Regions from separate parts of the Homo sapiens genome. Here region 2 is linked to region 1. A link is an interaction called in ENCODE POLR2A ChIA-PET data of the cell type or tissue named here. Cell type or tissue: OCI-LY7. All regions are shown on one strand.

Region 1 (5,000 bases):
CTACCTGCAGTTGGATGAACCTGCAGATGTGGCGGGGCTGACTGTACATGCACACAGAACAAAAATCAGCAAGCATGAAAGGATATTTGGTTAAAAAGTCCACTGTTGGCTGGGCGCAGTGGCTCACACCCGTAATCCCAGCATTTTGGGAGGCCAAGCCAGGTGGATCACGAGGTCAAGAGATGGAGCCCATCCTGGCCAACGTGGTGAAACCCCATCTCTACTAAAAATACAAAAATTAGCTGGGCGTGGAGGCACCCACCTGTAGTCCCAGCTACTCCGGAGGCTGAGGCAGGAGAATCGCTTGAACCTGGGAGACAGAGGTTGCAGTGAGCCGAGATCGCGCCACTGCACTCCAGTCTGGGAGACAGAGAAAGACTCTGTCTCAAAAAAGAAAAAAAAAAAAAAAAAGAACTGGGATGGGAGATGACATGGTCTTCTAAGCAGGGGGCGGTTGATCAGGATCACTGGCCTTTTCCCTGTCCAGCCCATAGATTTCCAAAAGGACATTCTCTAGTGAACCCATAGGCGGCTGGGAGTGGCCCGGGGTACCTTTCTATCAAGTTCTTTGAATAGTCAGTTGCTGTGGAGAGAGCAGACAGACCAGGTCTTTTGGGACAGCAGCGTGAGCCTAATCAGAGCTGCCAGAGGCCTGTGGGCCGGGGAGTCACACAGGACAAGCGGCAGGCCCAGAAATGGGAAGTACTTGGGCTTCCTGCAACCTGGAGGTTCAAATTCCAGCCAGCTGACTCCGGATTTTACCCTGCTAGATCAGAGATGTCCTCGCCACTGTGCTGAGGTGCCAGTCCAGGAAGACCTGGCCCCAGCAGCCCTGACCTCATGCCACTCAGGGGCAAATCCCCCTTACCCCTAAGAGCTGTTTCCAGATGCAAACTGAAGCAAACTCTCACTACCAGAAGATTCCCTTGAGAATGTGGGCCCCAGAACAGGAATGTGATTGGAACCTGAAACAATAGGGATGGTGGCTGTGTGGCCCCTGCCACACACAAAAGGTAAAGTGGAGAGAATATGCTCAGTCATTAACAAAACAAACTCAAGGATTTTAAAAATTTAACCAAGACCTAAACCTTACTTCAATCTTTTCACAATTGCCATATGTCTGATTTGATTTCAAGGAACTTCTCTGCTACAGGTGACATTGACTTCTAAAAATTAAACCTAGAAGAGGGGGACAGTAGTTAGTATTCATGTGGCACAGGCTTCATGTTCTAAGTGTTACATATGTCAACCCACACAGTCCCCACCAGCACTGCTTCTTGTGCAGATAGGGAACGGGGCGGGGGTGGGGTGATTTGTGCTGCCCAAGGGATGCAGCTGAGACCAGGGAGTAGGAAGGACTTCAGGAGACTCCCGGCATGAGAGCTTCATTCCAGCCTTCCAAGGAAGCTGGGACTGAGGAATGGGCCATGACCTCCCAGCTTTCTTTCCCTCTTCCTGCTAAGCTGTGAGCTGGGTGCAGGTGCATGAGCAAGTCAACAAGCCAGATGGGCCAGTCTGTGACCAAGGCAGGAATTAGTGCAGGTGACCCTCCAAAAAATGGAATTCTTTACTAAACTTTGGAGTCAGATGGAACTGCATGAAACCCTGGCTTTTAATCCAGTTTTTTCATTTTTTTTTTCCCCAGAGATGGGGGTCTTGCTCTGTTACCCAGGCAGAGTGCAGCAGTATGATCAGAGCTCACTGTAGCCTTGAACTCCTGGGCTCAGATGATTCTCCCATCTCAGCCTGTGAGTAGCTAGGACTATAGGTGCACGCCACCACACCCAGCTAATTTTTTATTTTTTGTAGAGACAGGGTCTCCAGGTGTTGCCCAAAATGGTCTCAAACTCCGGGCTTCCAGCAACCCTCCGGCCTCAGCCTCCCAAAGTGCTGGGATTTCAGATGCAAGCCACCACACCTGACCCTTAACCCAGCCCAGTTTTCAAAGAGGGCTTTTTTTTTTTTTTTTTTGAGACGGAGTCTCGCTCTGTCGCCCAGACTGGAGTGCAGTGGCACAATTTCGGCTCACTGCAACCTCTGCCTCCCGGGTTCAAGTGATACTCCTGCCCCAGCCTCCCAAGTATCTGGGATTACAGGCATGCACCACCACATCCGGCTAATTTTTGTATTTTTAGTAGAGACAGAGTTTCACCATGTTGGCCCAGCTGGTCTGGAACTCCTGACCTCAGCTGATCCACCCGCCTCGGCCTCCCAAAGTGCTGAGATTACAGGTATGAGCCACTGCACCCAGCCCAAAAAGGTTTTTAACCGAGTTAAAATATTTAGCATCTAACACCAGGCCAGCTGTTTACCTACCCATCCAAGCTGTATTCTGTAATAGGAGCTGGACACATCTACCTCACCTCAAAAAGTTTTTGTGAAAACTACAAAGGAGAAAGTGTCTGACACATAGCACTCAAAGTTACCTATTATAAAGCTTCTTTTTTTTTTTTTAAGGAAAAGATGTTTAAAGTGCATTTTATTTTTTTATTTTTTTGAGACAAAGTCTCATTCTGTCGCCCAGGCTGGAGTGCAGTGGCACAATCTTGGCTCACTGCAACCTTTGCCTCCTGGGTTCAAGCGATTCTCCTGCCTCAGCCTCCCAAGCAGCTGGGATTACAGGTGGGCACCACCATGCCTGATTAATTTCTGTATTTTCAGTAGAGACGGGGTTTTACCATGTTGGCCAGGATGGCCTTGAACTCCTGGCTTCAAAGTTCCACCTGCCTTGGCCTCCCAAAGTTCTGGGATTACAGGTGTGAGCCATCCCGCCCAGCCTAAAGTACATTTTAATAGTGAATTTTTAAGAACTGCAAATTAAATAAAATGGCTTAAAAGATTAAAAAGGTTTAGTAACTTTTCTTTCCAATGAAACATAGAAACTGGAGGGAGGGGGATGAAACCAAATAAAATGCTCTCCCTGAGGACAGGAGGAATGTTCCCATGCCATCCACTCTGGTGCCGCGGGTCTCTGGGTTCACAGGACCGGCTGGGAGCCTCAAGGGTCTCAGGACCCAGCCCCCTTGGCAGTGGCATCCTGCCCAAGGGACTTGCAGGACATGTTCGCAATTTGTTTTTATTTTTAGGCACATCTGCAAATGCAGTTTGAAAAATACCAGTCCTCACAAAACCAGGGCAATTTTCCCCAGAGTTTTTCTAAAGCTGTAATTGTAGCTGCCTTCCTTATTCAGTCAGAGCACAACCTCATCTTCCGCATGCAGCCAAGCACAGCCGCACAACCCTGCCCGCGCGCCTGTGATTTGGCGTCTTAATCTTTGGTCACTTGCGTCTTCTGAGTCTTGAGTAAATGTGCCATCTTCCTCAGCTAAGAAGTTCCACTTACGTTCTCCCCAACCTCGTGGAGGGCTACCTCCTCACATGGCTCACAGGAGACTCTGCGTATTAACCTTGGCATGCAGAAGCTGAGGCTCAAGGTGGAAGGAGGGACCGCACATTCCAGCATCCAGCCATGTGACTGACTGCACAACGGTGACTAATTTTCCTAGGAGGTATAAGCTGAGTTTCCGCTGCACTTCCCATTTTATCAAGTGTTTTATTTTGTGACCACACAAGCTGATTAGGGTTCGGGGCAGTTGGGTGTATACTGCACCCCCAATCCTAAGCAAGCCTCAGTCCTTCGCTCTGCTAGCTCCATGCTCAAACCAAAACAGCCCCTGACATACAAGAAAAGGCCAGTAAATGACTTATTCAATTGAGCAATCAATGCCCTGATACTGATGCAACTGTGTTTCACTAGTCAGAAATAACTGAAAATCAGACAAGAGGAGAGGTGGCCACAGGTAGAAAAAAAATTAAGAGGGTTGATTGATTGATTGATTTGAGATGGAGTCTCGCTCTGTTGCCCAGGATGGAGTGCAGTGGTGCGACCTCGGCTCTCTGCAACTCTGCATCCCGCGTTCAAGCAATTCTCCTGTCTCAGCCTCCCGAGTAGCTGGGACAACAGTCATGTGCCACCACACCTGGCTAATTTTTGTATTTTTCACTAGAGATGGGGTTTGGCCATGTTGGCCAGGCTGGTCTCGAACTCCTGGCCTCAAGAGATCCACCCGCCTCAGCCTCCTAAGGTGCTGGGATTACAGGTATGAGCCACCACATCCAGCCAAGAGGGCTGACTTTAAATACACGTTTCAACTTGGATTAAAAATTGGTGGGGGCGGGGGGCGGTCTGGGCGTGGTGGCTCATGCCTGTAATCCCATCACTTTGGGAGGCCGAGGTGGGAAGATCACCTGAGGTTGAGAGACCAGCCTGGCCAACATGACAAAACCCCGTCTCTACTAAAAATACAAAAATTAGCTGGGTATGGTGGCACGGGCCTGTAATCCCAGCTATTTAGGAGGCTGAGGCAAGAGAATCCTTGAACCTGGGAGATGGAGGGTCCAATGAGCTGAGATAGTGCCGTTGCACTCCAGCCTGGGTGACAGAGCAAGACTCTGTCTCAAAAAAAAAAAAAAAATCGAGGTGGGGCAGGCATAGTGGCTTACACCTGTAATCTCAGCCAAAGACAGGTTGGAACACTTGACTCCAGGAGTTTGAGACCAGCCTGGGCAATACAGTGAATCCCCATCTCTATAAAAAATACAAAAAAATTGCCGGCACGGTCGCTCACGCCTGTAGCCCCAGCACTTTGGGAGGCTGAGGCGGACGGATCACTTGCAGTCAGGAGTTCGAGACCAGCCTGGCAAACATGGAGAAACCGCGTCTCTACTAAAAATACAAAAATTAGCCAGGCGTAGTGGCGGACACCTGAAATCCCAGCTACTCAGGAGGCTGAGGCAGGAGAATTGCTTGAACCTGGGAGGCGGTGGTTGCAGTGAGCCGGGATCATGCCATTGCACTCCAGCCTGGGCAACAAGGGCAAAACTCCGTCTCAAAAAAATCAGCCAGGCATGGTGGCACAGGCCTGTAGTTCCAGCCACCTGGGAGGCTGAAGTGGGAGGATCGTTTGAGCCCAGGAGGTTGAAGCTGCAGTGAGCTGTGA
Region 2 (5,000 bases), 130 kb after region 1:
ATTCATCGTAATGACTTTTTTACAGTGAAAGGATACAATGCAAAACCACTAAAAAGAGACAGCCCCATAGGGTGAAGTCTGGAAGAAACCAGGTGTAAACTTCTAAGAATCCCCTCTCAGTGGAGTCACGCAGAGTGTGCTTAATTCCTCCAAGAATGAGCTGTGATAACATGTATGAAACATTGTCTACCACGGAGATTTACTGGAGACTGACTTAGTGGTGAGGGTTTTTATTAGGGCTGGTCATGTAGGCATTTTCTGCCTAGCATGTAGCAAAATTCCAGACTCCTATAAGGAAAGCAGGTATTCAGTATAAACCATATTGTCTGTAAACAGTTTAGGCACTGCGAGCCATTCTTATCATTTGGAGGATGGTAGGAACACTCCTAAAATCCAGCTTCTCCGATGCTAGCCAAGGATCAACCTTATAAGCAGGTTTTTCTCAGGACAGTAATCCTTTTCTGCACAGAGGTATACTGAAAATACTCTTCTTGATTTAAGAATCTCACTTTCAGGATTTTTTTTTTTAAGCAAATAGTATGAAATTGAGCAAAGTTATATACAGTAAGATGTTATCACAATATTGTTTAATTTAGTAAAGAAAACTGGAAACAGGCCAGGCACTGTGGCTCACGCCTGTAATCCCAGCACTTGGGAGGCTGAGGTGGGAGGATCACTTGAGGTTAGGGGTTCGAGACCAGCCTGGCCAACATGGTGAAACCCCATCTCTACTAAAAATACAAAAATTAGCCGGGCATGGTGGTACACACCTGTAATCCCAGCTACTTGGGAGGCTGAGGCAGGAGAATCTCTTGAATCCAGGAGGCAAAAGTTGCAGTGAGCTGAGATTGTGCCACTGCACTCCAGCCTGGATGACAGAGAGAGACTCCGTCTCAAAAAAAACCAAAAACCAAACAAAAACAAAATTGGAAACAAAGTAAATGCCCCCAAAATGTGAAATTGTTCAGTAAATTACAGTATAACAATGTGAAGAAATATTAAACAATCATTAAAATTATATTTTTGAAGACTTTTAATGACAAAAATGATTATGCTGGGAAGTAAATCAATATGCAAAGTGTTATATACAGTAACAACTCAAAATTGGGAGAAATACAGAATAAAATCTAGAAAGAAATATACTAAAACATAATCATGATTCATTTCTGGGGAATGGTTTTATAAAATAATTTTTATTTTCCTCTTGACCTTTTTCTGTTTTCAATTATTATTTAATAAACATGTACTCTACCTTTTTTTTTTTTTTTTTTTTTTTTTGAGACAGAGTCTCGCTCTGTTGCCCAGGCTGGAGTGCAGTGGTATGATTTCGGCTCACTGCAACCTCCGCCTTCCAGGTTCAAGCGATTCTCCTGCCTCAGCCTCCCAAGTAGCTGGGATTACAGGTGTGCGCCACTATGCCCAGCTAATTTTTGTATTTTTAGCAGAGACACGGTTTCACCATGTTGGCCAGGCTGGTCTCGAACTCCTAACCTCAAGTGATCTGCCCACCTCAGCCTCCCAAAGTGTTGGGATTACAGGCGTGAGCCACCGTGCCTGGCCTATTTTTCTAATCAGAAAATAAGTTAAAATGATAAGACAATTAGAATTTAGATATACAGGTCTGTGAATCCAAAGTCAATTTTGTAAAAATGTAAAATATTTAGTGAGTACAGTAAGTAACATGAGCGTAATATATAAAACAGCTTAACTGGGGAACTCTTGACCATTTAAAATGCAATTTTCCAGCTGAGCATGGTGGCTTATATCTGTAATCCCAACACTTTGGGAGGCTGAGGAGGGAGGGTAGCTTGAAGCCAGGAGTTCAAGACTAATTTGGGCAGTATGGTGAGACCTTGTCTCTACAAAAGTTTTAAAAAATTAGACAGGTGTGGTGGTAGGCTACTGTGGTCCCAGCTATTCGGAAGGCAAGGACTGCTTGAGCCCAGGAGTTCAAGGTTTCAGTGAGCTAGGATGACACCACTGCCCTCCAGTCTGGATGATAGAGTGAGACCCTACCTTTTTTTTTTTTTTTTTTTTGAAACTGCAGTCTCACTCTGTCCAGGCTGGAGTGCAGTGGCTCAATCTCAGCTCACTGCAAACTCCACCTCCCAGGTTCAAGCGATCCTCCTGCCTCGGCCTCCCGAGTAGCTGGGATTACAGGCGCGCACCACCAAGCCCAGCTTTTTTTGTATTTTTAGTACAGATGGAGTTTCGCCATGTTGGCCAGCCTGGTCTCAAACTCCTGACCTCAGGTGATCAGCCTGCCTCCACCTCCCAAAGTGCTGGGATTACAGGCGTGAGCCACCGCACCTGGCTGAGACCCTACCTGTAAAAAATAAAAATTTAAAAAAAAAAAAGCAATTTTTCTATTTCAAATGCTTCTTTCTTCAATGAGCTAACATTTAAAAAGCAGAGAGGGGAGATATTTTCTTATAAACACTAAAGAAAGCAGAATGGCTAATTTTTATTATAATGAGCAAATGGTTCACAAACTAGCCAATGCAAAAATGAAAATATATTTCAATGGATAGAACAAAGGATGAATTTCCTAAGCTATTTTGTATGTTTATATAGCTGTAATTCAACTTACTTAGTACAGTAAGTATGAGTAAGTAATAGCACTTTGGGAGGCTGAGGAGGATGGGTCGCTTGAGGCCAGGAGTTCAAGACCAGCCTGGCCAACATGGCAAAACCTCGTCTCTACTGAAAATACAAAAATTAGTGAGACGTGGTGGTGTGTGCCTGTAGTCCCAACTACTTGCAAGGCTGAGGCACAGGAATCGTTTGAACCGGGTAGGCAGAGGTTACAGTGAGCTGAGATCGCGCCACTGCACTCTAGCCTGGGCAACAGAGCGAGACTCGGTAAAAAAAAAAAAAAAAAAAAGTATTAGTAATATAAGTCATGTACATTTTCACAGCTTTAAGGAGAATTAGGTAATTGCTCTACAAACCTCTTCTTCTTCTTTTTTTTTTTTTTTTTTTTTGAGACGGAGCCTCGCTCTGTCCCCAGGCTGGAGTGCAGTGGCGAGATATCGGCTCACTGCAAGCTCTGCCTCCCGGGTTCACACCATTCTTCTGCCTCAGCCTCCCGAGTAGCTGGGACTACAGGCGCCCACCACCACGCCCAGCTAATTTTTTGTATTTTTAGTAGAGACAGGGTTTCACCGTGTTAGCCAGGACGGCCTCGATCTCCTGACCTCGTGATCTGCCCGCCTCAACCTCCCGAAGTGCTGGGATTACAGGCGTAAGCCACCGCACCCGGCTGCTCTACAAACTTCTTTTGGAGAAGGTGACTTCTAATGTATCCAGTTCCAATTCCCTTGCATTTTTTGCTATGCATCTACCTTAGTCACATATATGCTATTTAACAGAAAGCTATTTTCCTACTACCCAGGATCTTCACCACTGCATTAAGCTGCCATATAGAAAACAGACTGCTATTGTATCCTCTTACCCCTAGAAAGATGAAATGGTTTGCAGCTTCTTTTAAATCACAAAAAAATTCTTTTGTGTACTAAATTGGCCCAAGGCTACGGAGGTTGTGCAACAGAGATCCACAGAGGAGCCTCTCTTCCCACATGACCTCCACTTGTGGCTGCTTCCCAGTCCTGCCAGAACATGAAAACCTTGAAAGCACTCCATGTGGGGGCAGTGCTCTCTCTGGCATCTGAAGTACTTCTTGCGCTGTTAGAAAAAACAAATTCTGAAGAGCCATTGCAATGGTAAGCACACTCAGGAAAAAAAGCCAGAATTTTTCTGGTTAGGAAGGGAAATGTGGTTAACCTAAATTGGACCTGAGGCACAAATGGAGGCATCAAGAAGCACTCCCACTACTACAGTTCAACTATGCATTTTTGTTTCCATTCTTTTTGAAAAAATTATTATTATTATTATTATTTTGAGACGGAGTCTTGCTCTGTCGCCCAGGCTGGAGTGCAGTGGCGCGATCTTGGCTCACTGCAAGCTCCGCCTCCTGGGTTCACGCCATTCTCCTGCCTCAGCCTCCTGAGTAGCTGGGACCACAGGCGCCCGCCACTGTGCCCGCCTAATTTTTTTATATTTTTAGTAGAGATGAGATGGTCTCGATCTCCCGACCTCGTGATCCGCCTGCCTTGGCCTCCCAAAGTGCTAGGATTACAGGCGTGAGCCACCACGCCTGGCCAAAAATTATTATTTTTTAAGAGACAAGGTCTTGCTGTCACCCAGGCTGGAGTACAGTGGTGTGATCACAGCTTATTGTAACGTCAAACTCCTGGGTTCCAGTGATCCTCCTGCCTCGCCTCAGCATCCTGAGCAGGCATGGGCTACCATGCCCAGTTATTTTATTTTTTGTAAAGATGGGGTCTTCCCATGTTGTCCAGGCTGGTCTTGAACTCCTGGCCCCAAGAGATCCTCCTACCTCGGCCTCCTAAAGTGCTGGGATTATAGGCTTGAGCCACCACACCATTCTGTTTCCATTATTAAAAAAGAATGGCCCTTTAAATGGTTTGGCTATTTTCAGAAATTTAACTGCTTAAAAAAGGGCTATGAGGAGGTGGCAGGGAAAGAGGACAGATGAATGAAGCAGTGCTATAAAGTCTCTTTAATAAAATGTAGCTAATGAAGGTTAGCATTCCTCTGAATCTCTGTATTTAAATAAAGTCAGCAATTGGTGCTTGCTAAGTGGTGGTTCAAGTACAATCAACAGCCCTTCAAAGACTTTGTTGCTTCTTCTTTTCTCTTTTTCAGGAAGAAACACATTAAAAATATTAGAAAAAGCATGGGACTGAGAGTCAAGAAAAACCTGGGTTCATTATGAACTGTGAAACATGTTAATATATTAACAAATAATTTTCAGACACTATGCTTTCCTGCCATTTGTTATGTTTGAATTTCAGGCTTTTCCTCTATAAATGGGAATACCAACAAATGTCACCCTTTTCATAGGTGATTGTGTACAAAGAAAGTATAAGCAAACTGTAAAGGGCTATCTAAGTATTAACTGTCGTAGCTGTCAGGTT

Evidence for each region. ChIA-PET counts read pairs that join two places held together with the same protein. Peaks named below come from ENCODE experiments on the same cell type or tissue, not always from the same donor. Only the 100,000 strongest peaks of a DNase experiment are listed, where the experiment ranks them.
Region 2: POLR2A ChIA-PET joins it to region 1 with 5 read pairs; 4 of 35 experiments call an interaction of 5 or more read pairs at or near these places.

The regions. Positions count from the first base shown.
Region 1 is chr6:107,104,984-107,109,983 of GRCh38, forward strand. The region is part of intron 1 of BEND3 (BEN domain containing 3); the gene reads right to left. Among named protein-coding and RNA genes, the nearest start is that of BEND3, 8.0 kb to the right of the region's middle. RefSeq lists an enhancer at 496-1,151. In OCI-LY7, no CTCF peak of the experiment used is centred here; no DNase peak of the experiment used is centred here; H3K27ac peaks cover 1,108 bases.
Region 2 is chr6:107,238,382-107,243,381 of GRCh38, forward strand. The region is part of intron 4 of PDSS2 (decaprenyl diphosphate synthase subunit 2); the gene reads right to left. Among named protein-coding and RNA genes, the nearest start is that of BEND3, 130 kb to the left of the region's middle. In OCI-LY7, no CTCF peak of the experiment used is centred here; no DNase peak of the experiment used is centred here.